Regions from separate parts of the Mus musculus genome. Here region 1 is linked to region 2. Evidence: chromatin loops called from intact Hi-C (ENCODE). Cell type or tissue: left cerebral cortex. All regions are shown on one strand. Links, peaks and the distances in the headings refer to the core of each region. The heading gives the core; the rest is flanking DNA.

Region 1 (16,094 bases), core at 2,586-10,585, 100 kb after region 2:
GCGCACAGGGATGAGACGGGAAGGCCACAGTGCGCAGGAGCGCACAGGGATGAGACGGGAAGGCCACAGTGTGCAGGAGTGCACAGGGATGAGACGGGAAGGCCACAGTGTACATGCTCCAGCACTGGTTCTTTTCATTTTATAAAAGAAAATCGGTTCTGTTTTAAATTAAGAGACAAAAGGATTACAAAAAAAAAATTGTTTAAAATCCTCAAGTACATCTAGTAAGTCAATTTTCCTTCTGTTGTACTTTACACAGAGCAGTGACTTCCTAAGCATGACTAGATGGGATTAAGCACTCTCAAAAGAAAAGGGAAAATAAAAGGTGTTAACATGGAAAGAGCCGCCTACCGTCAAAAGCTTGGTGGTGATTCCCGCATCCACCACAGCCTTGTGCATGGCACGCAAGGTCTCTAGCTCTGGAGCAGCAATAAACACCACATAAGGCATGAATTCAGAAGTCCTTAACACTTTCAGTGCCTGTGCAAAGAGTATTTATATAATGTTAGAATGTGCAGTGTGCTGGTCCTTAGTATAAATTGAAGTCTATCTGTCTCTTCCTGAGCTTACGGACATAACTTACTGCCTGCGCTCCCTGTCCTAACTTCACACAGTATGCCAACCCATTTATTTTGTTGTAAAATCAAGTGTCATTGCTCTTTTGTCCTCTTTTTTTTTTTTAGATTTATTTATTTTTTATTATATGTAAGTACACTGTAGCTGTCTTCAGACACTCCAGAAGAGGGAGTCAGATTTCATGCTGGATGGTTGTGAGCCACCATGTGGTTGCTGGGATTTGAACTTCGGACCTTCGGAAGAGCAGTCGGGTGCTCTTACCCACTGAGCCATCTCACCAGCCCTCTTTTGTCCTCTTAAAGAAGGTATAAAATTTAGTGAGCCAGATACATAATCTGTTAACTGTAGGATTCTCTTACTGAATATTCATTCATACTACAAAATTCATACTGCACAGCACCTACAAATAATAATAAAAAAATAACTACACAGAAAAAGATGGAAAGATTTTAAAAAACATAAATAAAAAAGATAAATCAACACAGAACCAAATTGCCTTTTGAACCTATTTATTTATACCAATAGATAAATGCTGTTCTTGGCCTTACTCAGAAGTGTCTTTTCTAGTGGGCAGTGGTGACTACGGATGGACTCATGGCTGTACCAGGTGCTGAGAGTAAGTGGTGGGTGAATGCTCAGCCTGAAACAGGAGATTTATATACCATCCCCTCTGAGACTTGGGGACACTGCAGACAAAAGGAACAGAAGTTAAGGGCCAGAAGATAGCAGGAAGGGCTTTAAAATGCCATCTTCTGAGTAAGACATGGTGACTGCAATCATGAAAACCAATAGCTGTGGATAGCCGGACCGGGTCTGCACAAGAATGAGCTCTTCTATAGTCAGGGTGGTGGGAGGGCTCAGGACCTCATGCCACACTACTAAATTATTCACTACTGATAGATTCAAGGAGTAGGGGAGTCACTGCCTCGAACTGTGATTCTACAGAGCTCTAGCAAATAGTTCTAACCCAATGTTCACACAGATGGCCCTGAGTAAACTAAAGGAACTGTAAAACTAAGCACAAGTCAGGGATCTGGAAATGCTACTTCTGGTAGGAGGTGGGGAAGCTGATGGTGATGGGAGAGAGGCAGGAGAGAGGGGCAGTCAGAATATTTTATTCACATGTAAGAAATTGTCAAAGGCAAAGTTAATCAATAAAAGGTCAAGAATCTACAGAAAACTGTTTCATTTATGTAAAAAACAAAAAACACTAGAAACTTCTGGTATACATACTTAAGGCCTACCGGAATGACTAAAAAGATATGACCTATCTCTGAATGGGAAAGTGCAGCTGGGCTGAGTGTACAGGACAGGAACCTGAGCAAGACAGCCAGGAGTGAGAGTGAGTGAGGGGATGCTCTGGTCTGTGCGTCTGGGAAGTGAAAGGGGAATGGCTTAATTGTATTCTAATCTTGTACCCTTGAGTTAAGTTTAACATTTCCCAACATAACATTTCAATACTTGATCAAGTAAATACTGCACTTCTGCAGGTTCAGTCACATGGTTTTACCCAAGCCTTGGTTGTCTGATTGACATTTATTTATGTATCTAGCTATGGACTCATAATGAAGTTGAGAGAGAACCACATGTCTACTTAGATAAAGCACACTTCCCACAGCCTAAATACACAGACGAAAACTCCCCAGGAAACTAGAAAGTAACAGCAGCTTTGGGATCCATGCAACTCACTTGTGGGTTGACGTCCAAAATGCAAGTCCGCCCAGTCTGGACAACCTCGAGAATAGAGTCGATCTTGGTTCCATACAGGTTTCCTTCGTACTCCCCATGCTCCAAATACTTCCCAGCCTTAATATCTGCTTCCATCTCTGATCGGGACACAAATTTATATGCTTGTCCATCCTTTTCGTCTTCTCTTGGCTTCCGTGAAGTAACTAGAATGAAGTAAGGTTGAAAACGTGCAAGAGGCAATGTATGATTGTCTATCCATTGTCCAAGTTTTCCTTCCCGTTATGTTACAAACATGTATGTATGGCCCTTGAACAGGAATGCATGTTGATTTCTAATTTAGAAGAATATTTTAAGGGACTTTTAATTCACCTTGAAACTTTAAGCATACTCATCCAGAAGTCTTCATGCTGCCTTTTCCTTATGCATGCAGTCTCCTTTTTCTTGAAGATTCGATTATACCCTCCTTTCTGGTTAAACATGTCTTTCTTTTCTTTTTTGGTATTTTGAGACAGGATCTCTCTGTGTAGCCTGGCTCTCCTGGAACTCACTCTATAGATCAGGCTGGCCTCAAACTCAGAGATGCACTTGCCCCTGTCTCTTGAGTGTTTGTATTATAGGCTTGTGCCACCACTCTCCGGCCAGCTAAGCATTTCTTCAGTGATTACCCAGAAGCGAGCAAAGGTCACCTATTCTTGTTGGAGGATCACCTGTTTTCTGAAGTGCAATTCTACCCACAAATGAGGACGTCTAGTCTTTTTCTTCTCCTCAAGCCCTAAGCGTCCATTTGGCGTCCTGCTTTCTGATTGATAGTCCCAAATGTGAAATATTTGACTTTGTAAGCACCATGCATTAGCCTCTCTACTCTGACCTATGGTTTCTAAATCAGAGTGAATACTCAAATTCCAAATCCAGTGGTAGGTAATCCTTTGATGTAGTAGGTAAATCTATGAATGCTTTCAGGCCTGTCACGCTGGCCATTCATGCTAGGAATGAATTATTTCTACCTTTCACATCTTTGCCAAATTTAACAGTAGCTTTGAGGAAGAAAAATAATTTTTATAGTATTTTAGGGTTAGCCTGAATCTAAGTTGAGTGAACTCTACTTTGTTAAGTAAATAGAAAATATCTGAGCAAATCATTAAGCATGTGAAATTAAAATAAGTGATATAAGTAAAAAACCCAAAAACAAATCAGCAGACTGTTAAATTATGGGTAGCAAGCATAAGACACCAAGACAACTTTTGGAACAAAAAGAACTTTAAATTCAAGGTAAACGTAAAGGTCCAATTTGTAATGAGACCATTGTGTACAACATGGTATCCTCTGCTATTTAATTTCAACAATCTTCAAAATAGTTTGATGGTTTCTACACTCAAAAAAAAAAAAAGTCCTGAAACTTGCCTGTTTGTGAAATTTCAAAGTCATACCACAAAATATCTAAGAGAGTTTAAAATCTTCCAAGTTTACACAAGGACTTGGTTCACTGTCTGCAACTTAACTTAAAAATCACATCTTCTGGTGAAAGCCTGCTTTGAAACCATCAATGTGATGTTTGAACTGAATATGTAAATGCACACATCACTTCCCAGTTCAGTCATAGACTCCCTCTTCATAGCAAAATGTATACCAGTGATTTCTGACTATATCTCCACTCTCTACTGGACACATCAAAAAGGAGGGAGGAAGCAGAGGAGGGGACAGACAGACAGAGAACTGAAAGCTACTGCCACATAAGCGTCTTTTCACTTTCAGAAGGGAGCGAGCAGAATGGCTGCCCTTACTCCTTAGGCTTATCACAGAACAATTTCACTTCCTACACGTGAAATTTTAAGACTGGCAAGATTCTCAATTTTAGTAGTAAAGAATCAACAAAGAAACATTTTGTGTGTTAACCAAACCCAAGGTCTGGATACTAAAAGCAAAACAAAACAAAACAAAATAAAACAAAACAGGGTTTACAGCTTATTTTCCTGATACAACACTCCTTTTTTCTATAATGTACTTAAAAATGATAACAAATGACCACAATGCAGCAACCTCCCCTGCCAGTGTGTATTACAGCATTTCACAGAGACAAGCACACAGTCCCAGTCTCTGGTCAAGAGGCACTGTAACTGTCAAGCTCATTGCAGCCTTACCCGAAGCCCCCAGGGGAGGGATATAACATAAGTGTCCATCAGCAGTGAACAACAGATTTGTAAAAATATGGTACTTTAATATATTTCTATTCTTATATAAATAGAAGCTATTGATCACATTAAAAATTTCATCATGGTAAAACATCCACAAAAGTTACTGTTTAGACATTTTGAAGTTACCTACCACTCAATAGGATAAAGTTTATCCAGACTGTTGTGCAACCAGTAACTCAGCACACAATCTATTTCCAGAGTTTTCCATCTTTCCAAACTGGGTCCCTTAAATAACTCTTCCATCCCATTATGGTGTAATCCCCTTCCCAATGTCATCTGAACGGTTATGAAGTAGTACACTGAGGTTTTTAGGTTTCCTTGGTGATTAATGATGTTGAACATGTTTTCATGTACTTACTTGTAGTTTTCAATGTCTATTTTTGAATTCAGCTTTTTGTTTAGTTATAAGATTATGTTTATATAGAAATGTTGATGACCTGGTGGGAAAAGCTCATGATTTATCATCAAATACTTACAGGCATTCTGTTACTACAGAAACTTGTTTAGGTAACAGGTCAAAGAAGAACAAAATACATACAGATCTCTTTTCTTGTCACATGTACTCCAACAAGCAGACAGTAAGAACTGCCGAATCTTACTCCAAATGAGAAGTGGAGTTTAGGTGCTGTACCACAACCTCTAGGTAACTGAAGACTCTACATTAAGTTCAGTGGCTAGGTGGGGTTTCTGAGAAGGCTCTCCTTGAACAGAAAGTACACTCCAAGTGTGTGAAAATATAAGAGGTGAGTATTTCAGGCAGCGAGCCATGCTGATGAGTAATGACCCAGAGGGAAGCCTAGAATCGCAAGTTGGGGGCAGTATGCAGGGTTGATCTTAATAAGGCCACTATGACTCTTTCAGCACAAAATCAGCATTAGAAACTTTTGAATGCTTTCCTTAAGTGTGCAAGCATTTAATTGAATCTTAACTTTACTCCCAGACTTCACTTGAATCCTAAATAGATGCTAAGATATTAAGGATGTAGTCTATCTTTGGCAGTTTACCAGAACACAATCCTCCTGGTCCTGGGGCATCTACTAAACACGTCTTATGTATATCTAAAAAGGAGCCAAATGAGTGGTGAAACATAGGTCAGGGAGGAATGGATTGTTTTCCTTTCCCACATAGTAAATTTATTTTCCCAGAAGAATGCTTAAATGAAGTGGAAACTTCTAGTTCTTTGGAAAGTTAGTTATGCTAAATTATGTTTGGCTGGGGCACACAGGTGAAAGGCTGTTTTGCTAAAGCAAACACATGAAAGACTATTTTCCTGAGGCAGACACAGGTGAAAGGATGTTTGGATATAGCAAATACATTAAAGGACACTTGATGAAGAAGTATTAATATGAACCCCCATGGACAGCGGGAAATGAGCACTGAGCCTTGGTTTGCTCTGACTCGCTATTCTCTGCGATGTGACATGCATGTATTGGTTCACCTTACATAGCATTGTTGAGCTTAACTTGTGATAACTCTGACACTGAGAGAAACTCGCCGAAGAACTGTTAAGTGACGTTCCTGTGACAGCTTGCTGCTTCTGTGGCCTTGCTCCAGGGTGGTTGAACTACAGCTGCCAGGTGTCTGCGTGCTGAAAGGAATGGACTGCGGCTGCTGGTTCATCCCTGGTGTCTGCCTGTCTAGAGGACCGGTCTGCAGCTGCTGAGTCGTATTTGGTGTTTGCTATGGGACTGAACTGCTGCCAAAGAAGATCAAGCTCACCCCCAAAGAACTATTGCTGAACAGGTCCACTTTCCCCCACATTCTAATGACTTTTCTCTTCCACTACCTCTGCTGGGTGGTGGGCTAGAAGAGAGGTTGAATCCTTATTAAAAGTAGGTTGTAAAAAATGTATGCCTACACTTAAGGCCTATGGTAGCATGTAATAGCAGTGGTTTGTACTCCCACTGCTGGTAAAACAAGTAACACTTTTCCTCTAGGCTAATGCATGTGTGTGTGCTCATGTTTGAAAGCCAGCCAGCCTGCCTCCCAGGACTGTTCTGAAGGTGTTCCACACAGAAAGACAGTAAGAGGAAATACATTATCTGCTTCTTTGCATCCATGAGTTCTGTATTTCTTGTCAGCTAACTATGAATGGGAAAATTCAGGAAAAACAAAAATCTATCTGCACTGACTATGAACAGATTTTTATCCCTTCTCATTGTTCCTTAAGTAATATAGCCTAACAGCTATTTATAAACCACTTAACATTATATATAGGCATCATAAATAATTCACAGGACTTAAATCCACAGAAGGTTTTGCATGGGTTATATGCAAAATTCTATGGAACTTGAAATATTCCTGGATTTTAGTATTTTGGGGAGTAGAGAGGTTTGTGAGTGTGTTTTCCTGGAACCAGTTAAGGAAAGATCACAGAAGCTATGGTATAAAATCTTGGGGCACAGTTCCAAGAAAATAATTAGAAATTCTAATGCCCTTGGCCAGAAAAATTTGTAGTGTGGAAATCTTCAATGATTCTTAAAAAAAAAAAAAAAAAAGGCATTGAAGAGATACTATTTGGACATTCAAGACATGGAACTCCAGCAAGCAAGATCTTTTATGCAACACTTCTCTTTCCTTTTGGCACTCACTCCTTACAACATAGCCCATAGAAATTCAAGCAGCAGCAAAGGACACAAACCAAGTAATAAAATAAGCCATACCCCACCTGTCCCAGTGCAGCCACTGTGCTGTAGATCAAGAGGAGCTGCGAGGTAAGTGGAAACTAGAATCAAGGCCTCAGTTTTGATGGGAACTAGCCTATTTTTTTTTAATTCCTAAAAATGAATTTGCTTAACAAAATTACAAATTATGAAAATGAAAGTAACTAGAAAGTTATTGACTCTTCTAGATGCCTGAAAGCAAAGAAGGGAAAAGGAACACAGAGCACCAGTGGCTTGATAAAAACCCAGTCTGTCCTCCCTGAGATCAATCATTCAACAAAGCAGTTTTTACTAGCTGCCAGAAATACCATGGGTCAGAACACTAGGAAGTAAACCTTATCTGTGTACTCAAATGAAGTGAGAGTAGCCAGATATTCCTCCAAAGCTTTTATAGTGCTCAGTTAATGACAGAAGCTTAAATCACTGGATCCAAGTTTGCTGAAAACAGCTGCAGTGTTTCAAAGTATCTCTGAACAGGTTGCTTAAGTGTAAACTACAGATTTGCAGGGGAAAAAAAAAAAAAACACTACCAAATGCCATAGTCAATGACTAACATTAGTATCAATAATAGGACACAGAGACAAGATGCAACTCTCCTGATGCATATTTGAAGGGTAAGAAACTGATTTATATATTTACAATAATGCAGAGCTGTACTTAAAGAGGAAACAGGCAAATTCAAAGGAAGAGAATGGCACAACAAATTGGAAAAACGGATCGAATTATATGCTGTTTATGAAGGAATCTTACACTTAAAGAGACTGGTATGTTGGGAGTAAAGGATGGAAAGACATCCCTGTAAGCAGTGACCCAGACACAGCTGCAAACTCACATCAGAGCAGACCAACAGGGAGACGAAAGGTATCGTAGAAACAATGAAGAATAATTACAACGACAAAAGGGTCAATTCGTTAGAAGTAAGATGCTTACTTACATCTAAGCACCTAACAGTAGAATCTCCAAATACATGAAACAAAACAGAAATGAAGCAAAAGAAAGATGGACACGTCACCAAAAGAGCAGAAGACCTCAAGGCTTCCAGTGATGGAGAGAACAGAAGGTTACAGAGGAAATGAAGGCCTGGGCAGCTACACAGAACATATCAAGGCAGCAGTCCAGTCAACAAGAGGAGAATACTTTTCCCCGCAGTGTACAAGAACAAGTGACACGCTCAAAGATAGGTTATATCTGAGGCTATAAAAAAATCCCTAAGGAGTTAATGAGGCCTATGGTCTCTGGACAAAGTGAATGGAATTATCATCACTAACAGGAAAATCTGGAAAAATAAAATGTGTAAAATTAAATAATGTACTCCAAAACGGGTCAACTAAAAAAAAAAAAAATAGAAATCAAAACTAAAAATAGCAAACACTTTGAGAGTGGTCATTACTGATGGAGCTGCCAAGAGCCCTTCTGGGTGCTGGTAGCATATCTTTGTCTCTACTTCTGATAGAGTACAGCTCGGCCATCATACTCGTGAGGGACTCTGAAGCCTTAGAAAAGTGTCTTAGCAGAGAAAAATTATCAGCACTGTGGTAAGCTTCAAGAAGAAACATTAGATGGCTAACTGAGGCCTACTGATGGCTTACATGGAAAGACCTGACAAAACACACAGGAGTCTGTGTCAGAGCGGAGGCACCAAGAGCAGAGGACCGCTAGTTTTCCTTTCACTTTTCCTTTTGACCAAAGGTTCAGTTTCTATCTCATCTCAGTGACAGTTTTCATATATGGCTAGGAAGGAAGAAAGCTGCAAGCAGGCAGCATGTGAGAAGCCGGTTTTAGCTCCAGCTAACTGACTCGTGTTGCACAACTGTCTTATTCTCAGATTACATTCTAAGCCTCTGTGGTGAAGAGAAAAAGTGTTTCATTACATTAATCTATTTCTAGAATTAAAAATGACTCTGAGATGAATGCAAACAAAAACATAAACCACAGCAAAATTATAAGATGCAAAAAGCAGCACCTACTGAGCAATTTCTAGCATAAATGTGTCTGTTAAAAGGAGATCTCCAGTGGATAACCTAACTTTCTACCCGGGATAACAGGAGAAAACTTCATCCTAACTCCAAGGAGCAAACAAAAAAGAAAACAAGATTAAATTAATAAAATGTATGATACAAAAAAATATGAAAAGAGCAAAATTGACAAATATTTGGGAAAACTAAGAAAAAAATTTACTAAATTCAGGAATGAGAGGGGCTGTTACTAAGGACCTTGTAGAAGTCCTGCGACAATAGAAATACTTGCACAGCTATGTGAACATGCTAAAACCAAGAAACCCAAGTGTGTGGAGAAAACGCTATGCGGATTTCATCTGAATGAAGATGGTAAGGAAAAAAATAAGCACAAGTTTAGAAAGCAATAACTAAGAAAGTAAAGAGAGAGACAGGAGCAGACAGATGGGAAAGTTGACCACCTCTGCATAGCTGTGCCAGTGAAAGCATGTTAATGCTAGCCTGTTTTCTGAGAATAGATTTATTACTGTTACTGTTGAATCAGCTTTGTTAATATGACAATATATTAACTGTGAAAAGGTTAAATAGTTCAAAGGAGAAAAAAAAATCCTTTAAAACCAAAATGAACCAAAGAATTGAAGGTGCAAACAATGGAAAAACTGCTCCCGGGCAGCAAAGCGGCACTGTAAGTGGTTACAAACCGGAAGTAATACAGAGTCAATGTAACCCATAGAAAGTCCAACGCCATTCCTCATATAACTAGAAAACACAATTCACAAACAGAGAGACAGAAAAGACTCTAGATGGCCACAACAATTCTAAGCAGAAAGAACCCAGCTGGAGGGACACGGTTTACTCAACTTTAAACTCTAATAGAGGACATTATGGTACTGGCACAACAGGCAAGAGAATATATACCGCTGTCCCAGAAATAACCCCCAGAGCTATGAACACCTAACTTTTGATAAAGGTGTTAAAATACACACTAGACAGAAGACAGTAAAGGGGTACAAAGTAGACCAAGGACCTTAGCTTCAAACATGAAATGGTGAAACGGCTAGGGAGCGCAGAATGAACACAGTTTGAGATACAGGCACATTCTAGAATGTTCAGAAGGAAAAGCCTATAAAATAAAAAAAATTAAAAGTGGTTAAAAATAATCTTTTTTTAAAAAAACCACATAACAAAGGGAACTGTCAGAAAAAAAAATAGGATAAAATCACTGCCAGATACATTTCAGATTATACATATAAAGAACTGTGAAAATTAAATACCAAAAATCCCAACTTAAACTGCCAAACAATAAATGTAATAATGAGACAGACAACTCTCAAAAGAAGAAATACAAGTGACCAATAAATATTTTAACAAGTGTTCAATATTCTCAGTCACCAAAATAATGGAAAATAGAACTATTTTGAGATTCTATCTCACCCAAGTGCGAGTGGTTACCATCAAGAGCAATGACAGCAAATGCTGGTGAGGATTTGGAGGAGGAGAAACCTTATTCACTGCTGGTGGCGGTGCAAACTGGTGCAGTCATACGGCCATCAGTGCAAGAAACATAAAGTGGGACAGGGAGATGCTTCAGCTGACAAGGTGCTTGTCACATGAGTTTGGTTCCTCAGCACCCACAAAAGCTGGGCACAGGGCATGGAGAGATGGCTCTGTAATTAAGGGCGCTAGCCTCTCTACAGGCGATCTGGGTTCAATTCCCAGCACCTTATCATGGCTCAAAACCATCCAGGTATGACTCTAGTTCTAGGGACTCTGATAGCCTCTTCTTTCCTGGCTTCTGTGGACGTCAGGCAAGCATGTGGTACACTGTCACAGATGAAGGAAAATACCCACAAACAAACAAACACACAAACAAACAAACAGGTGGGGCTTGTCTGGGAAGTGTGGTGGGGACGGTATGTTAACCAGCTGGATCCTTAGAGTTTCCTGGCCTTCAGCCTATTCAAAACAATGAGCTCCAGGTGCAGTGAAAGACTGCCTCAGAAGCCCCAGGAAGGAGGCAATAAGAGAAGATACACACCATGAACCTCTGGCCTCTGCATACACACACACCTCCATGGGAGGCATCTACCCACCCACACACCACGGCTCTACAAACAGAACTAGCATTCATAGGTGTGTACCCAAAGGGCTCTGTCATCAATGCTTATTGCTTTTCTATTCACAATTACAAGGGGATGAAATCAAACTAGATGCCTAGCAACTGATGAATGGGTAATGAAAATGTACATTCACACACTACAATTTTATTTGGTTCTAATGAAATTGTGAAATTTCCAAGAAAATGGACAGAGCTGGAAAAGATAATAAATGGGGTAGCTCAAGCTAAGACAGATAAATACTGTCTGTTCCTCATTTCCAGACCCTAGTTGTGGTGTGTGTGTGTTTTCTGTGGGAATGTGTGAGGACAGAGGTCATGAAACTAGAAAAGGTACATAGTTAAAAAGAGAAAAACCTGATGTAAAGAAGGAAGTGGAGAGGGAGCAGAACACATATGGTAAGAGTGTGGAAACAGAATCCTGAGGCAGAGGCTATGAGCACCGAGCAGGGACAGGGAGAGGGAGAAGTGGCAACCCAAATCAGATAGCCATGAAAACACCGAAAGGGAGCCTGCTACTGAGTAAAAAATAAAATATTTTTAAAACTAAAGATGGCTCCGCAGTTAACAGCACTTGATCTTCCATAGGAGCAGGGTTCATTTCGCAGCATTCACACCAGGCAGTTCACAACTGCCTATAAAGTTCAAATGGCGGTGGCTAGGGGGTGTCCTATGCTTCTGGTCTCTGTGGCACCTACACTCACATGCACATACACAATATAAAATACACAGTTATAACTAATTAAAAATAATAGAAAAAATCTCTAAAATAAAACAGAGCCAAAATAAAACTAATATAAACAAAAACAAATACTATGACACTCTTAAGTCATTGTACATTAAAATTAGCTTTGGGCAATGTGATTTTGTAGGACTAAAAAGTCCATAAGTGTAAGTTGTAAGGTCTGAATATGAAGTGCTCCAAGTGGTGGTGCTACACTGAAGGCGGGGGGGAGCTTTAGGAACTGGCCCTTCAGAAAAAGCTGATGACTGGGCAATGCCTAGGAAGGCTATTCCTTATCCTGGGTCCCTTACTCTGCTATCTGTCTACCACCCAGTGAAGAGCATCCTGTTCCACACGCTCCTGCTACCATGCTGTTCCATCCTACCATGAGTTCAAATACAAACACATGGATAATAGTTACAGAAGAAAATACCAACAGAGCCAAGGAAAAAAACAGGAATGGAAACAAATCCTTCTCTTCTCTCTGGAGAGAGGCTTGAGAGGCCATTTCCTCAGGCTTCTCCAAGAGGTCAAATGTGCAGCAGGTATCATAGCATCAGCAATTACCTGAACGCTCCAGTTACTCCATTTCTGACATCACTCAGTGTTCTATGTGAACATGCAAAAGCTAGGGGAGAACTAAGATTACAAAGTGAAAAGTCAGAGCCAGAGCCGGAGCCTACACGGGCCTCCTCCACACCAGCATCATTTCACACGGTCTTAGCCAAGTCTGGTAAACGCTGCCTTCTGAAGAACCTGCTTTCAGAATATCAGGTTTAGGATCCTTCAGGGCTGAGGGCTTTAACTTAAACCAGACCACCGAAATCTACAAAGCCACTGGTGTACTGAGTGTTTGAGCATCTAGTAAGTAGGCTGTCTTCTTTTAAATATACTACACTGGCTGAAAAATACAAATAAATGGATAATAGTTCCATAAAAAACCACAAATGAATGTAATCTGCCACAACTCTTAAATGTATGCATTTGTCTTCAGCACTTCTGCAATGTAGAGTTGACAGATGAAGCTACTGCTGAGCACCAAGCGGGCAGCACTACCTAAGACAGAACTGTGTGGACCCAGAACTACCTACTCTTCCATGCTCATTAGCATAACCAAATCTAATCTGGAACTAGTGTTCATTAGTAGTAATCCTTTTCTCCATATACCCATCCTCTTTCTGAGCAGCAATGGAAACTGAAGACTTACATGGCACCGTTGTTCCAAATCTAGCAGGATTCAGTACTATGAACCTGTTTTTCAAGCTCCTTCTGCCCACACCTTGAGCTCCGATCAAAACTAACGTTTTCCGTTGGAAGGGTGGCATTTTTGCTACTTCCTCATAGATCTGAATTTCATGACGATCAAACTCTAAATGTGAAAGTAACAGGAAATTATATTCAGTTATACTTTGTATATGTAAAAACATTCCCTGGTATTCTGTATGCTAGTGGTCTTCTTGCCTTGATAGTTAACTATTACTAGAATTGTGCACGTATGACATAGGCTTGTTTCTACAAATTTTGTAGGGTACAGACATTATCTTATACCTTACTTTAAATGCTTGTCCCCAATCGTTTGCCCTCAGATACTCATTTACTGAGCTACAAAATCCCAGCGTTTTATGCACATTTATCAATACTCTCTACGTTAAAGCAGAGGTACTCAACCTTCCTAATGCTGTGAACCCTTTAATACAGTTACTCATGTTGTGGTGACCCTCAACCATAAAGGTATTTCCATTACAATTTCATAACTGTATATTTGCTACTGATATGAATTGTAATGTAAATATCTGTGTTTTCCAATGTTCTTAGGTAACTTCTTTGTATTGGCTAGTTTTGTGTGTCAACTTGACACAAGCGGGAGTTATCACAGAGAAAAGAGCCTCCCTTGAGGAAATTCCTCCATGAGATTCAGCTGTAAGGCATTTTCTCAGTGATCAAGAGTGGGAGGGCCAATTGTGGGTGGTGCCCTCCCTGGGCTGGTAGTCCTGGGTTTTATAAGAAAGCAAGCTGAGTAAGCCAGGGGAAGCAAGCCAGTAAGAAACATCCCTCCATGGCCTCTGCATCATTTCCTGCATCTTGACCTGCTTGAGTTCCAGTCCTAGCTTCCTTTGGTGATGAACAGCAATGTGGAAGTGTAAGCAGAATAAATCCTTTCCTCCCCAACTTGATTCTTGATCATGATGTTTGTGCAGGAATAGAAACCCTGAGTAAGACACTCTTATTTAAAAGAGTCAGTCAACCCACAAGGGGTCACGACCCCAACGGTTGAGAACCTGTGGACTAAAGGCGTCTTATTAGCAACTTATCAGTAAAAATAATGATCTTACAGTTTATATCAATCAAATTATAGTTCATGTGATTTACACAAAAAGTTTATATGAAGTACAGGGCACAGGACACCTGCTTGGCTACTGGACTTGTATAGGCAGAGTAGGCCACCTCTAGCATCAGCACACTCACGTCTAAGTACGGAGATTCTGAAATGTATACATAAAATAAAATGCTAGATAAAAAAGTATTTTCAGTAGGCTATAGCCTCAAATTATAAGTCAAGTCAAGGAAAAAGTTACAAAAACGAGCTAAAAGTTTTAATGATATACAGTTTCCTATAGTTAATGAATGATAAAACCAGAGTGATTCTGAAACACACCACCCAGCCTTACTGCCCTACTCAACCTGCAGTAAGAACACTTCATCCTTACATTATCATGGCAACAAGTCCTTTTTTTAATACTGTGTTATTACTAAGCACAGAGGTAGTTTGAAGTCAAGAAAAATAAACCTGATAGTTTCCACATTCCTTTTTACCTGTTTTTATTATACCAGGTCACAGAAGGCCACTTACCTGCAGACACACAATGCACTTGCACACACTTTCCCGTGCCCGGCTACCCTTTCCCTTTTATCCCTTGCCTTCCTCCTCCTCTTTCTTCCCTACATGATTTCCCATCTCCTTTAATGTCAACTGTACATACGTGATTTTGTGTATCTCTACAAAATCTAGGGTCCATAAGTGGGCAAAAACAAGTTTGTGTTTCTAAGATTGGTTAAGTTTGTTAAACATGATTATCTTTTTTTCTGCAAAAGAAATAACTTCATTCTGTGGTACATATAGACCATATTTTATTTCTCCTGTTGATGGCCACTTAGATTAATTACAGAACTTCCTTCGCTCTCCTGAACTGTGGTGCAGTGATAAAGACACGCAATATTCCTGTGGTGTGCTCAGGAGTGGGGACAGTGGTGTAATGTGGGTAACTCTCCTCTTAGGCTGACTTCTATAATGGCTGGACTAGTTTACTTCCTACTGTCAGGCCAAAAGCATTCTTTTTTTGTCCAGGATCCTGACAGAATATGATTTTTCTTAATGAAGTCTGTTCTGTATGGGGTAAGATAGAATCTCAGTGTAGCTTTAATCTACATTCCTCTCATGGCTAGTTAGGGTAAAGGTTTTTTTTTTTTCCATTTGTTTTGTGTTTTTGTTTTAAATTTGTAATACACTCAACTGGTCTGACAGTGTTTTTAACTTCACTTTTCTTTCTAGTGCTGGGGATTGAACCCAGCACCTTATACATACTTAGACTTGATTTTTTAAAAATATTTTTTCAGCTTTTGAAGCAAAAATGACAAATAAGAATTGTATGTCCTTAAAGTATACATCTTGATGATTTAATGTGTTTAACTGTAAAATGATCTTCTAATGAAGCTAATAAACACAACTGTGACTTCTTGTGATTATCATTACATTTTCTTTAAAAGATATTCCTTTCTTTAAGATGAAAGATTTAGGGAGAGGCAGAAGGACTTAGAGTTTGGGGCCAGGCTGGGCTACTAACTTAAGTATAGAATAATAAGATAATTAAGTGTTTGAGGCCATCCTGTATTAACTAGTGAATCCCAGGCCAACTTAAATATATGGAAAGAATGTCAATACCTCTCTCTTCTTAATCTCTCTCCCCTTCTTCCCCTTCCTCCCCCCCCCCCCAAGTAAAACCCTAAGAGTTGAGAAAGACCCTTAAAAGATGCCACTGGATTAAATGAGTTACCTAGCCCAGTGTCATTTCCTCAAAATGAACCTGACCTTATGGAAGCTAGCTCGCCTTCATCCTAATGCTAACATCTCCACAAAGGCACTCTGCCCCTCAGAAGCATGTTACCATGGTGGGATCCTCT
Region 2 (15,000 bases), core at 1-8,000:
TCCCATTTGCAGCTGAGGCTGCTGGCTAGCATGGATAGATTTCTCAGGACAGGCTAGTTGATGACAGCCCTGCTGTAGGATGTGAAGTACCTGGGCCTCGAATCAGCAGTTCCAATACACTTGTGCTTGAGTTTGGAAGGCCTGATTGGTCTTCACTCTTCACATAACTTTCTGGAGCTAGGCATGAGTGACTTACAGTCATACTCATAATGCCAGCACGAGGGAGGCTGAGGCAAGAAGATTGGTAAGAGTTTGAGTCTAGCCTGGGCTACCCTGTGAAACCCAGTCAATCAATCAATCAATCAATCATTGAGAGGGTCTTGCTTAAAATATACTTAAAATTGTAAAATGGTTGTGAGCAATTGTAGCTGTTTATCCGCTCTTCCCTATTTTAACTGAGAAGAAACAGAAGCCCAGAGAACACAGGAGTTGAATGAGGAGCCGGTGGAATCTTCCAGATGGGGCCTTTGCCCCTCCTGACAGTCTTGGCAGAGCTCGGTGTGATTTGGGGGTTTGGTTGCAGCTTTTGTAGCAGATGCAGACTGGAGGGTCCACTCCTGTCCAACAGCCAGTGGTTTATTGTTTGGTGTGGCCCCAGGTTTATTTATTGGTGTGGACAACAGGGGCAGCTTTTGGAAGGCTGTACGGACTAATCTCAGCAGCAGGACAAAGGTCTATATTCCAAAATACTGAGAGAGCCAGTCCCAGTGACACAGACCTGTAATCCTAACGCTCCGGAGACTGAGACAGGAGGATTGCAAGTTCAAGGCCAGCCTAGGCAAGTTAATAATGACAACAAAATCAAAACCGTGCCTCTGAAAAAAATAACTAAAATATCACTAAGGACATAGGCTTTATTCCTAATGGAGATAATGGCGGCTTAACTGCCTGTCAGTGGGGCAAGTGTCATCCATACCCACAATGGAATATCCCTCAACTGTCTAAAAAGGGATGGGAACCCCAATGGCTGAGGTCAACAAGCTTACCCATAATAAGCAGATGGCAGATGCTGCTGGCTTGGCAGACCACAAGGCCTCAGCAATTAGCCCAGTTGTTCAACATGAAAGCAACCATGGATAATATTTCAAGAAGAGGGTAGGGCTGTGTTCTAATAAAACAATATTTCAAAGATTATGTGGAGCTTGGCGCGTGGCTTGTTGATAGAATTCTTGGAGAGCATTCATGAGACCCTGGACTTGGTCCCAGCGTCACAAACACAGGCACTGGAGGCTGAATTGGGTCCTTGACCTTAGTGTGCTGGCTCACAGAGGGACAGTGAAGACAGACATCACACGCGTTACTGTGTCAGTGAGCTCCAGTAGAGACTGTGGTGTCAACCACCCAAGGCTAGAGCACCGCCCAGGCCTGTGAAGGGAGAGGAGGCAGTGTGTGTGCAGCCCAAGTGTGTGTAGCTTCTTCTCCGGCAGAAGAAAGCTGACACCATCACTGCCCGGAAGCAGACGTGAGGCTGGGAGGTAGGGCTAACCAGAAAATGGTAGGCTCTGGATCCTTTTGTGCCCTTTGAATTTCTATCTATGTAGGAGATGATCTTTTCCCAGAGCCCTAAACCAAAAGTTCTCTCATGACTGTTACGGTCCAGTTCCTTTTTGTTCATTCTATTTGGCTTTATGCTAACTTAGACTGACCTCGATCAGCCTGGTTGATTGGGTAGTATTTAGTTGTTCCCAGTGTGGTGGCTATCAGTCCAGTCTTGTTTGATGTACAGCATACAGAGAGAGGGTGGATGGGGACACACACACACACATACAGAGGGGGCATCCTTTTAGAAGCACCACCTTCCCAACTTCCAGGCTTAAGTATATATCAGAAATAAAAAATGTTTGTCAGTCTTTGGACACCACTCAAATACCCAAACAAGAACAATGAATTTCTCTGGAGTGATGGTGGGCAAGCAAAGGAAGGAGGGGGAGAGAGGAGGTCATAGCGGACTCTAAGAGAAGCTGTCTCGTCTCATCTCTCACAGGAAATCCAGTGACGATGCTTGGGTAAGCAATGGGACCTACCTGGAACTGAGGAAAGACCTTGGCTTTTCCAAGTTGGACCATCCCGTCTTATGGTGAAATGTAAAAGAGAAGGAGATTTCCTGTAACTTTGCCCACATTTGCTTCCGGAAGCAGCGCACAGCTGTCTGTATGTTTAAAAGATAGCATCTAGAATGATCACTTGTGCTTAGCGTAGCATTGTAAGCGCTGAAGTATATATTTTCTTCAGTAAGTCTCTTTAAAATTTCAAGTGTTATCATGATTGTTTATATGAATGTAGAACACCTCGGTATTTCTTTTTATATATATAAACTATTTAATAAAAATGAAAGATTGAATGTTAATGTGTGGGTTACAAAAAAAAAAACATTTAACACTAATTTTCCAGAGGTAAGGGGGAAATTTCAAATTTATGCCTTATAAAATCACACTGGAAAAAAATTGTCCCAGATGCGTTAAGAAATAATAACACCCAGGGATACTCACCCATGCATAGCTACCCAGGGTTAATTGGTAGCTGGGATATCTTTTCGCCTCAGACAGCTCTTCGATTGCTCATACAGAACAATTCTGCCGGTGCTGAAGTACCAAGAATGTTTTCATTTGCATTTTCCTGGTTAAGAAATCTGTATAAAGTTAGTGAGATGCATATTCTTTATATAAGGTGGGCATCAAGCAACCAGAAGTGCAAACTTCCCTCCCTTTACTTCTGTTGCCTTGTGTATAAAACTGCCCCCAGCTTGCCTAGAGACGTTGCCTTCATCAGAGAAGACTCCATTAATTCAGTGTCCCAATGGTGTCCTAGGGAGGCAGCAGACGTTTCGTTTGTCCTCAGTAAGAGCTGAATCCTTAAAAATTTAAGAAACTACTTTCAGCTTCCTGCTCCACCCCTGGCTTGCAAGCCCTCTTTTTGGCCCCTATTGAGGATGAAATGTCTCTCATTTAGTATAAACAGTAACAGCCCACGGCAGTGTGACCTTCTAAACTTCAGCGAAGTCACTGGTGGCTTTAAATAACCCAGCGTTGTTCCTCCACACGGCTTTGGTACTCTCTACCTCTTACCGAGCACCGCCCTTTTGACCTTGTATAGCCAGTTTGACCATCTGCCTTATAGACAAACATTGCTGTTCTTCTATGTCGTCCTCTTGAGAAAGCTGCAAGGGTTTACCTCTTTCCTTGACTCTCTTCTTATTTGTAATACTCTGAGTTCTGCATCTGTCTCAGACAGGAGCTACCAAAGGGAAACTGTTGTTCTTATAAGTGTCTTACTTTAAATCATGATAATAGAATGTGCACAGTAGCTGAATTGTGTTATCAAAACAACTCTGACTTCTGCCCAGAGCACATTAAAACCAAAGTCTGATTGTTAAGCCTTTGACTCGGATGTCTGTAGCAGTTCTATGAAACATTGCGTGTAATGATAGGGTAAAGAGATTTCTATAGAACGAATTTGGGAGGCCAGTGAGATCGGCTCGGCAGGCACAGGCACTTATTGTGTGAACCTGGCACTGGGTCCAGTCTCCAGGACCTATCTAAAAGATAGAAGGAAAGAGCCAACTCCCAGAGTTGACCTGTGTCACACCAGATAACCAACTGCACTGCTGAAGTTTTCACAAGTGGAGTGTTGAAGGTGAATCAGTAGTCTTTGGAGTCTACAAGTGACTGTCATTTTAAGCAACTCATTAAATATTGGTTCATTTTTTTTCCATGTTGTGGAGACACCAAGATGAACGCAGCATGAATCTCATTTCCATTTCTAAGCAGCTGGGTGGTGCGGCGATTCTTTAGTTCCTGTTTTGTTTTTTTTCCTTTTCAAGCGCTATCCACATCTGACCACAGGCTGGAGATGTAAGCAGGGATCTCGGCAGGGAAACAAACCCGAGAGGACACGTGGGATTTCAGCAATACTGACTGTGAAGTAGGCCTGCTCGAGAGGCCGCCCCAAAGGAGAAGGAAAATGACAAAAAAAAAAAAAAAATCCCACAAAATCGAGAATGTATCCCCAGAATCAGTACAGCCAGTTGTTTGAACATTCTTAAAGTATCTCGTGGTATAATTTCTGTTGACTTCAAGCTTTAATTTGGATCCACACCTACAGCTGACCCAAATGTCTCCTCTGTAGTCATCTTATTTGGATCAGGGAGAAGCATGAACAAAAATATGTTCCAGAACCATGTGCAAGCTCTGTAAGTCACTGCCCGTGTCTGGATGAAGGGCTTTCGGAATGTAGATGGTCAGGAGGTGCATGCTGCTATGTGAATCTTAAAACTCCCTGCTGGAGGGAGGAGGCTGCTACATTCCTCTCGTTCTGTCTCACACACTCTTCCTCCGAGTTTGTGTGTCTAGAACTTGGATGTTTCCATAAGGAAAACAGAACTGTGGTATTGTTTCGAGAAGAATTAAGTAAAGTTTAATCTTTCTGAACTCCTGACTTACTCCAGTACACAATGCCAATCGCTGCACCATTTGATGTGCATGTTTCAGCCCCTTTCATTCTAATTATCCTATTTCAAGTTTATGGTAAGTCACAGATGTTCTCCCAGTAGCAGGACCTTGTGCTAACCACAAACTGCACCTTCTCAGTACTCACAACCCCGATCTGCAAGGTATCGTTAAGGAATGAGTATCTTCAGTGTGGCAAAGGAGTAGTGTAGTTCCCTCCACAGGCCCTGTCGTAATAAAAGCCTCAGTGCAGCTTCTTCCTGCAGTTCACATCTTGATGCTAGGATGCTCCTGGTACTAACTAAACATTGGCAGTTCACATCCCAGACACCAGGGGTCAGGTACTAACTAAAGAGATGGAATGCAGTGTGCTTTTTGAGACACTAGGGGGAGCCTGGTATTAACTAAACAGCTTGCCATTCAACAGTCTCAGGAGGGTTCTTGTACTAAACAGATGGGGGTTCACTCTAGGTCATAAATACAATTACCTACTAAGTAGCAAGAATGCCTCAGCAATCCCCAAGCCTTCCAGTGCCTCTGGGGGCTTCCTGATGGAAAACTACACAAACTGAGTTTTTTAAATGTTAACTCCACTTAGGCTTCTGTTTTCCTCATATCCTATTTTTAATTACTTCCAATAAATCATTTGCTCAGCCTTCTAGCACTGTCTTCCTTTGTATTTGTCAGATTTATGATGCATTGTTTCAGTCTACCCTTAAAGAAGTCAAGCCAAAAATAGAGGTGAGGGCTACTTTGCTTCTTAATGTAGGCCTACTGTGCACACCACACACTCTCTCTGAGGGACTGTAGCTATTAGATACTGTCCTCACACCCTCGAGCTACCAGCCAGGGCTCTAAGTTGCTCTCGTGATCTTAGTTAGAAATACAGGCTACAGTGTTTGGTCAGAATTTATTCGAATGTCTTTATTTTTAATACCAACATCAGCATAAATCTATTTTTGCTAGTAGATCAAAGCTATTTTCACACGCTCTGTTTTCTATCTTGTATCGATCCTGCGAATCAGTGATTATCTTTGTTGGAAAACCTTATCAAATGTGTCTGCAAATCAAGATGGTCTAAAGTGCAAGCCAGTTTTTTGTTTGCTTGTTTTTGAAACTGGGTTTAGGGGATACAGTTGTCAGAAGTGACTCATTCGCTTCATTTGTGATGATTTTTTTTTAATCTTCCTCTGTTAGCCCACAGGACATGTTTTGGGGAAAATGATACTTGTAAATCTTCTATTTAACCATTTGTAAAATCTAAATCATACCCCACTCCCCACTCCCATTTCGATTCTCCAGCGGCTCCTTTTAGTTTGTTGTCTTGCCCTACTGTGTAGCTCACTGACTGAGAATAAAGAATACAGCAAAGGCTGCCTTTGTCTTTGTTTTTCCTGGCTGTGTGTAGCTGTGGTTGACGGAAAGGCAGCAAGATGCTGGCTAGAGTCTGTCTAGAAGAACATAGCTGCTCACCTAAAGTGATGCACACTGAGACAGTGACTTGGGAAGACCTGGGTTGCTGTAGTCTTCTTCCTGGCATTTCCCAGCATTCTCAGCTCTAGGAATAGGCACTAGAAGCCAAAGGATCCCCTACTCCACCCACCTTACTATGCTATGGAAATACTATTTCCTCTGTGTCAGAACATGAAATGGAAGAGTGCTAATTGATTATGCCTGTGTAGTCATACAAATCGTGACTGACCTATGCACGTCCCTCTCTAAGGTGCGTCCCTGAGCATCCAGTGAACTCCATTTGGTTCAAGTTGGTGTGTCCCAGCATTGTTTACAATAGAGTGGTGCTAAAGAATATCTGAAAAGCAGCCTAAGAACTTTGAAATTATTGGCCACTGTTTGCTCATGTTGGTATTAAAGCATCATGATCCAGACAACTGAGGAGACAGTTTGGATAATATACCTCAAGTTTAAATCTTCAGTCACGTTCTTACTATACCCCTGCCATTGTACTCACGGACATCAGTAATGAGCAAGCCAGGACTGTCTCCCCACCTGGCGTTCCCATAACACAGGCCAACCCAACAGATTCAAGAGAATGAGATGAAGGGCCCAGAGCAAGTGTGAAACATGGGAGATTAACAAGACAAGAAGCCCATGCTGCCTCAGTGGCAAATGGAGCTCCCAGAAAGGAGGCCCATCAGGAGTGTGGCTTTGAAGGTACATGCCACTTTGCTAGACAATCCAGAACTGGCTGGAAGAGCTGTCCCTTCCTAGGTCTCAAATCAACCATTCATGTAATGGTTTTAATGAGCTGAGAGGAGGCTCTTCTTGCTGTCATTTAAACTCAGAGACTGAGAAAGATACATTAATTAAGACTCTTTAAATTCGGTTAAGGTCCTCGGAGTAATTTACACGCACACACACACACACACACACACACACACAATTTTTCTCCGGGTATTTCAAACCTAGGCAACCCAGGGCACAGTATTGATCAGCATTTTAGCACCACCATGGGTCTGGGACACAATTGTTCTGCTGCCTAGGAACAAATTTCTTTTGATTCGGTTGCAAAGGAGTTTCACTTCTTGCCCAGGGTGGACACTACAGGTGTGTGCTTCCGTGCCCAGCTATTGCTCAGGAACTTTTTTAAAGGGCTGCACGTAAGGAGGCCCCAGCTGCTGCTGTGATGGAGTCTTGGGAGGTACATTTATGGAGCAAGGAAGAGTTCTAAACCCAGACATTTCTCTGCCTTTAGAAGCCGTGCATCTGGTGGCAAGCTAGTAAGTTAGTCACTCATCAGAGTGTGGTCAGACATTGCCCACATGGTCCACGGAGAGCGAATGGCAGTTCCTCTAAATTGGTGATGAATCTAGAGGAAGTCTGGGTCTCAGCGACAGGGAAGAGATAGGAGGGGCCTGACACCAAAAGCAAAACAACCCATCCTGCTTTGCCCAGGTCATTCTCTGTTCTATCATAGAGTCCTGTTAAGCAGGAGCTGCTGTAGGCTTAGATAAACTGAGATAACTGGTCAACCTACACTATTGAGCTGCCATATCAGCTCTGAATGTTCTACTAGAATGAGAGAGAGGGGGAGAGGGGGAGTGGGAGAGAGAGAGGGAGAGGGAGGGAGAGAGAGAGAGAGGGAGAGAGAGAGAGGGAGAGGGAGAGAGAGAGAGAGAGAGAGAGAGAGAGAGAGAGAGAGAGAGAGAGAGAGAGAGAGAGAGACTCGGGCCAGTGGTACAAAACAAAACAAGTCTTCCATTCTTACTAAGCCACTGGGATTCCTTTGATAACATCATCATGGCCTGCCTGTCACATCAGTACAAATGCCTTTGGTCCACAGATCCTATTTTTCTTGTTGCAGCCTACCATGTCTGAAATACAACCGATCTCTCAGTCTTTCTACAGCCTTAAAAAAAAAGAGGACAAGCCTTTAATCCCAGCACTTGGGAGGCAGAGACAAGTGGATTTCTGAGTTCAAGGCCAGCCTGGTCTACAGAGTGAGTTCCAGGACAGCCAGGGCTACACAGAGAAACCCTGTCTCAAAAAACAAAAATCCAAAAACAAAGCAAAAAAAGAGTCCCCTTGGTCATGATGTCTCTTCATAGCAATAAAACCGTAAGACAGAAGTTGGTACCAGGGACTGGGGTATTGCTATAATAGGCCTGACCGTGTTTTTGTTTGAAGGAATGTGGACTTGGGGACATTGGATTAGGAAAGCAGTAGAGTGCTTTCAGTGTGGCTTAATTAGCCATCCTAGTAGGAACATGGAAGTCAATGGTGCTGAGGGTGATTTGAACTTTGGCCGCCTGGCTCAAGAGGTAAGAAAGATGATGTCGTGAGTGTAGGAGATCCTTTAGGGCATCTCAGTGCTAGTGTCCTGTGAGTAAAGTCAATGGGCAACTGCAACAGCCTGACCCAAGCAGGATGACAAAGGGCACAGACCCATCAGGAATGAAGGTGTGGCTCACTTCCCCAGGAAAAGATCCAAGACCTGCATGCAGAGGATGAAGGAAATAGAGAATGGGTAGTAGAGGAAGGTAGTTATAAATACCATCTAAGCCACATGACCAGTTACAGAAGCGAGGATTATAGTTGACATGAGTACTTCTGTTGTATTTTAAGAATGTATTTATACAAATAATTGTGTTTTCTTTCAATTTCTTTAACACAAATTATCATATTTAAGTTTGAGATACCAAAATATATTCCCCAAAGGACATTGACACCTATTCCAAATTTGCAATGTGTTTGTAGTTGTACAAGTGATAGTTATATTATATTAGGCATTATTATGACCCGAGTTTTTGTTTGTGGTTGTATGAGGGATAGTTATATCATGATTATGATAGGGCTATTGTTTTCATTTGGATGTAAGAAGATATGATTGTATGTCAAGTTGCCAAGGGGCAGACTGTGATAGCTATTCTCCATGGTCACCCTGACTATATCTAGAATGAACTGCAGTCCAGACATAGAGGACACACTTGTGATCCAGATCTTGAGGCTGAAAGACAAGGGCTTTTGATTCAGATCTTGAGGTGGGATGCCATATGCTTTTCATCACACCATTAATTGACACACATCTTTAATCCAGATCTTGAGGCATAGTAGCCATGCTTATAAAGATCTATAAGTAAATGGAATTAAAGAAAAGCTTAGGTCCAGGTGTGGTGGTGGTACACACCTTTTATTCCAGCACTTGGGAGACAGAGGCATGGAGATCTCTGAATTCAAGGCCACCCTGGTCTACAGAACAAGTTTCAGAACAGTCAAACATAGGCAGTTAAGGAATCCATGGCAAACAGAAAGCTGGTGAAGATAGAATTAAACAAGGGGACATGTTCTGGCCTCAGCATGTAGCAGAACGTGGCAGCTTCAGCCACATGATTCCGTCTTTAGAATCAAGGATGGAATTTCCCTCTGATACTAAGCAAAGTTGCAGAGGCCAGGAATGTATCAGGGGTATCCCTGCATGGAGGTCCAGAGAGGCCATTGTGTTGAAAGAGGCGTTGGATCTTTCTCCACATCTAAGGAAAGCCACTGGGGCCAAATATATGGCAGGGAGTTTGCCCAGCTGGTTTTTTGGTCTTGCTTTGGTCCAGTATTTCCTCACTACACTCCCTTCCCTCCATTTTGAGATGGTAATTTACATCCTGTGCCACTGTATATTGGGAATATGTGATCTGGTTTCTTTACTTTGATTTTATAGGCGATTACAGTTAAAAGATTGCATCAATCTCAGAAGAGACTTTGAACTTTGGACCTTTAAACATTGTTGAGACTGTGATAGACTATGGGGACTTTTGAAGTTAGACTAAATGCATTTGTTATGTCTACAAGCATGTGGGGGCCAGGGAGTGGAATGTGGTGGTTTGAATAGGTATGGCCCCCATAGACTCGTGTCTGAATGCTTGACCCACAGAGTGGCACTATTGGGAGGCGAGGCATTGTTAAAATAGGTGTGACCTTGTTGGAGGAAGTGTGTCACTGTTGGGGCAGGTTTTGAGGTCTCCTATGCTCAAGTTCTGCCCAGTATAGAATCCAGTCACTTTCTGTTGCCTGTGGACCAAGATGTAGAATTATCAGTTCCTTCTCCTGCACCATGTCTGTCTGTACTCTGCCGTGCTTCCCACTGTGATGATAGTGGACTAAGCCTCTGAACCTATAAGCCGGCCACAATTAAATGTTGTGTGTTTAAGAGTTGCTTTGGTCATGATGTCTCTTCACAGCAGTAAAACCCTAACTTAGCACTCAAACACATAAAATTAAAAAAGTAAATCTTTAATGAAACAACAAACCAGAATTCCAAAGAGTCACTTCCTAAGTGGCATTTTCTGTTTCTGCTCTCTGAAGTGTCCCTGAAAGCCTGTCACTTAATCAGTGTGCCTTGGGGTCCAGATAAAGGGCCAGGCTTTGGGGCATCACAGGCACGCAAGAAGGATCATCTCTGTGGCAATTTCAGAGTGTTCACGTCTTAGCTGTTTTGTTTGATTGGTTAAAATACTTAGCATTCTTCACATGTAAGAGTTTAACCTGGGCGGAGAAACCAGCTTGGTAGAGTCCAGGAAAACTCCAGAACCCATATGCTGTTCCTGGCAGTTGTTCTTACTCATTTACCGAGTCATAAAGATGTGTGGTTGCTGTTATTGTTTGCCTCCTAAATGTCCCCCAGAGCCAGTCTTTTGAAGACTTGGTTCCTAGGCCGTACTTCTATTGGGAAGTAGTGGAACCTCTGAGAGGTGAGGCTGGTAGAGGAATTGAGTCACTGTGTTAGGCCCTTGAAGGTGATATGACGACTCAAGCCCCTCCCTGCCCCACCCCCTCCACTGTTCTTCCTGCCTCCTGGCTATTGTGAGGTGACTGCTTCCTCTGCCCCCAGCTTCCCATTCACTAGGCTCTTCAACTTCACCCCAGGTCCAAAAGTAATAAGGTGGAATGACCATAGGCTGAGACTGAAATCACAAGCCAAACCCTTTCTTCTTTTAATGTGTGCATCTCAGATATTGTGTCAAAACGGATAACTAACGCAATTACTTTTAAAAAATAGTTAAAATTTAAATAATTATAAAATCATGTAACAACACAATAAAATGGTTGGCACTCATTAGTTTTAGAAATAGACATTTTACTTTAGAAATAGACATTTTACTGGGCATGGAGATGGCGGTACATGCCTCTACAGGATAGGACGGGAGGATTGCTACGAGCTTTGAGGCCAGCCTTAGCTACATAGCAGATACTGACTCGAAGAGCCAAAATGTAAGATAAGGAACAGAAAATTTACATGCCTACTACCCCAGTGCTAGGTAACCTGAGGCAGGGAGGCACTGAACGTTCAAATCCAACCTGGAGGTGCTGGTTACTCTGTTGATTTGGACAGATGGAGTCATCTGGGAAGACTGCACATCAAGCGATGAATTTCCTCCATCAGATTGGCCTGTGGGCCATTTCCTTGACTTATAACTGGTGTGAAAGGGCCCAGCCTGGGGTGTGCGTGGTGCCATCCCAGGCAAGTGTTCTTAGGTTGTGTAAGAAAGCAAGCTGAGCAAGCTGTGGACAGCAGGCAGTGAGTAGTCAGTATTCTACTTCCGTGGTCTCTGCTTCAGTTCCTGCCCTGGCTTCCCTCAGGGATGAGTGATAAAGAGTAAGTCAAACAAACACACAAATAAGACCCTTTCTTCCCCAATCACTTTAGATCATGGAGAAATGAGCAAGACTATTGCTGTGACAACTCTAACCATGAGGTATGGGGGAGGATTGCAGAAGTATTTGGAACTTTGATTTGGAAAAGCCGTTGAGTGTGCCAAACTTAATGGGCTGTTCTGTGGGAGCTTGGAGGATTAGCGAGTTGAGGGAAATACCGTCAGCAGACGCCTGGCTTGTGATGTTTCAGAGGGAAGGAAAAACTCTCTCAGGGCTCTTCGGATGATATTCTGAATTAAGAGCATGTGGTTTCTGTTTTACTAGGGTGGGTGAATTAGCTGTGATTAACAAGACTCTGGGCCACTGAAGTGAATCTGTTGTTCCTGGGACATGTGAGGCTGGTTAGCTGGGGCCTGTGAAGTCAGCTGTAGTTAACAAGAGGCAACAGCATTGAGGTGAAGTCTTCTGGGAACTATTTCTTCAGGGTGAGCACACACTCACTGTGGTCCAGATGGACCATCTCGAGATGACGACCAGACTTGGCAGTGTATGTGAGGCTCCCACATGGCATTGGTTTTAAAGGCACAAAGGGGTTGTGGGGAGCAGCTGAGGCTTGGCACCGTGTGACAGGATTGGAGTTCCTATGGCACCATATGACAGGATTGGAGGTCTTGTGGCACCATGTGACAGGATTGGAGGTCCTGTAGCACCATGTGTCAGAATTGGAGGTCCTGTAGAAAGACCCTGAAGCCATTTGTAAAGGTGCAGCCTCCATTGTGGACTCTCAGGATGGAAAGGGACATGGAGAAAGGCTGAGCTTTGGTTCCATGGACCAAGAAGTCCCGTGACCTTCCAAAACAGTGCCACAAGCTATGACCCAAGTGTTCAAATACAGGAGCCTGTGGGGGAACAATTCACACCCAAACCATAGCATAGGTGCACACGCACACGCGGATGAATTTATGGCCTTTTAAGAGTGAGAAGGGCACAGTCTGCATCAGACTGGCACAGGGAGAAAGATGCCCCATGGTTCCTGACCACCAGGCTCAGGTGCTTCTCAGAACTATGATGGCCACATAGGTTTTCACTAAGGCATTAACTGTAATCTTTCAGCACTGAAATGGTGAATCTTGGTGAAGTCTTAAAAGACCTGGTCATAAAATGGGTTAGATTTAGAATTATCATGTTGGCATTTGCAGGAACTGGATGTCTGAACATAGGTGACACAGGACTTCGACCACAGTGTAGATGACACAGAATTGTGTCTCTGTGCCCTTCCCCATATCTTCTTGTTTCTGAGACTTGTAAATACCCTAACCATACCTACCATAGCTGGTCCCTAGAATCTCATCCTTATCATACTTCATTTGTAGCACAGATTCTAAGAACTAGTTTGGACTGGTGAGTTGGACGGGCCAGTAATGTGTCAGGAATTCCCGATATCTCCTTTCAATCTTTTAAACAATTTTTTGACAGGTCCCATGTAGCCCAGACTGTTTTATGACTTACCACGTAGCCAGGCTGGCCTTGAACTTACCATCCTTCTCTTGTTTCCCAAGTACTGGGATGCTGAACATGTGCCTAGCACAGCAACTCTGAGGTACCATAGAATTCTACTCATTTTACACATTAGTACCACTTTTGCATTCTTAAAAATATAATTACTAGGACAATTATTGTTCTTCTGTGCCTCATTTTTCAAATTAAGTGGACCATAATCTTATTATATAACCATCTTCATTTTATAATATAGAAATTAATCAGATAACATATATCAAAAGCTATCTAGCAGGTCATGGTGGCACATACCTTTATTTCTAGTCTCAGGAGCCAGAAACAGACAGAACTTGGTGAGTTGAGGCCATCCTGGTCTACATAGTAAGACTTTGTGTCAAAACAACAGCAAAAGTAATCTAACTATATACTGAACGCATAGTGGATGATCTAAATTTAGCTTTTTTCCTTGTTCCTAAGCTGAGAATCTAAAGTAAGTTATCTGCCTTCTTAGAACTAGATATGGTGGCCACATAATATTTTCTAACAAGAGAGGAAAACGTGACCATAAAGCCTGGCATTGGAGTCTTCAGGAAAGGGGCTACCTTCATTGACGAGCTGTGATATCTTAAGAAAAGGAAACCTGAGAGATGTGTCTTCCAGGATCACCTGTTGTGGAAGACTTAGCTGTTGGCTTTAGTTTCTTTTATTCCCAATGGTTTAGAAACACCTTCCACACACTCTGTGATTTTATTTGTACACATGACAACCGGGGGCTGTGTTCCATCCCTCGGATCTTCCCAAGGAAATTGGGCAAATGGACTAGTTACTCTTTCATGACAGTGACCCAATACTTGGCAACCGAATGGAAAAAGAGCTGTTTTTGGTTTACAGTGTAAAGATATAGTCTACCATGCTAAGGAAGGCATAGTGACAGGGCTGTGGGACACCTGATGACATTGTATTTGCAGTTGGGATACAGAGAGGAAACAGGAAACGGAGCCAGCACCCAATGGCTGACTTCCTCCACTGAGGTCCTGCCTCCTAAAAAGCTCTACAGTCTTACAAAATAGCGCCACCATCTGGAGAACAAATGTCCAAATATATGAGCCTATGGGGGATACTTTACATCTAAACCACAACAGTAAGCTTGAGGGAGTTTGTGAGCACACAGCTTTAAAGCTGGAAGTGAGTGTGAGAGTTGGAGAGGGATGGCAGGGGAAGGGTGACAACTGCCCGTGACACAGTCTGTGTGCAGCAGCAATTGAATGCTAGCAGTAGAGATTGGCGTGAGAGGACCACACCTTTGGAGCAACTGGGATGAGGATACAAGGAAGATGAAGGATGAGAAAGTCCCTTCTAATTCTCAAGTCTCTCAGAAAGACAGATTGTCCACTCCTTCTTAAAGCCTGCAGGATGGACCTGCAGACGTAGCTCGGTTGGTAGATTGCTTGCTTGGCATGCACACAACATTGAGTTTTATCCCCCACACTGCATTGTCTAGCTCTTGGGAGGTAGAGCCTAGAGAATCAGTAATCAGTTCAGGGCCATCCTTGGCTATTGAATGAGTTTGAAGGTAACCTGGGCATATTAGACCCTATCTAAAAGTCATAAACTTAAGAGATTGCTTAGTCATTAGAAGTATGCACTGTTCTTGTAGAGGACCTGAGTTATGTTTCCAACACCCACATGGGGTGTTCACAATTGCCTATAACAGGAGATCCAGAAGCAGGCTTCTGTGGGTATTGGCACCCATGTATACATGAGTACACAGACACACACACACACACACACACACACACACACACACACACACATACACTCACACTTTTTTTAATTAAAAAAAAAACTTCAGGATAATTTGCTCTCAACCTTGACCTCATATGTTTTGAATACTTTTGAGCATCCCAGACACACACCTATGAAATTAAAGATAGGGAAATTAAAGACAAAAGGA

What was found. Hi-C counts contacts between places; a loop is a spot of excess contacts. Peaks named below come from ENCODE experiments on the same cell type or tissue, not always from the same donor. Only the 100,000 strongest peaks of a DNase experiment are listed, where the experiment ranks them.
Region 1: it touches region 2 in a loop (2.4-fold over the local background); 9 of 42 quality-filtered maps call a loop at or near these places.

Annotation. Positions count from the first base shown.
Region 1 is chr6:50,180,900-50,196,993 of GRCm38, reverse strand. Mpp6 (membrane protein, palmitoylated 6 (MAGUK p55 subfamily member 6)) reads right to left here. Exons shown (of 13, transcript NM_019939.2): 10 at 13,123-13,284; 11 at 2,266-2,468; 12 at 352-480. Among named protein-coding and RNA genes, the nearest start is that of Gsdme, 73 kb to the left of the region's middle. In left cerebral cortex, for the core only: no CTCF peak of the experiment used is centred there; a DNase peak (open chromatin) is centred at 6,418; H3K27ac peaks cover 208 bases.
Region 2 is chr6:50,284,146-50,299,145 of GRCm38, reverse strand. Osbpl3 (oxysterol binding protein-like 3) reads left to right here. Exons shown (of 24, transcript NM_001347213.1): 24 at 1,985-5,819. The coding sequence ends at 2,081. Among named protein-coding and RNA genes, the nearest start is that of Gsdme, 30 kb to the right of the region's middle. In left cerebral cortex, for the core only: a CTCF peak has its summit at 4,798 (motif pointing right); a DNase peak (open chromatin) is centred at 4,816.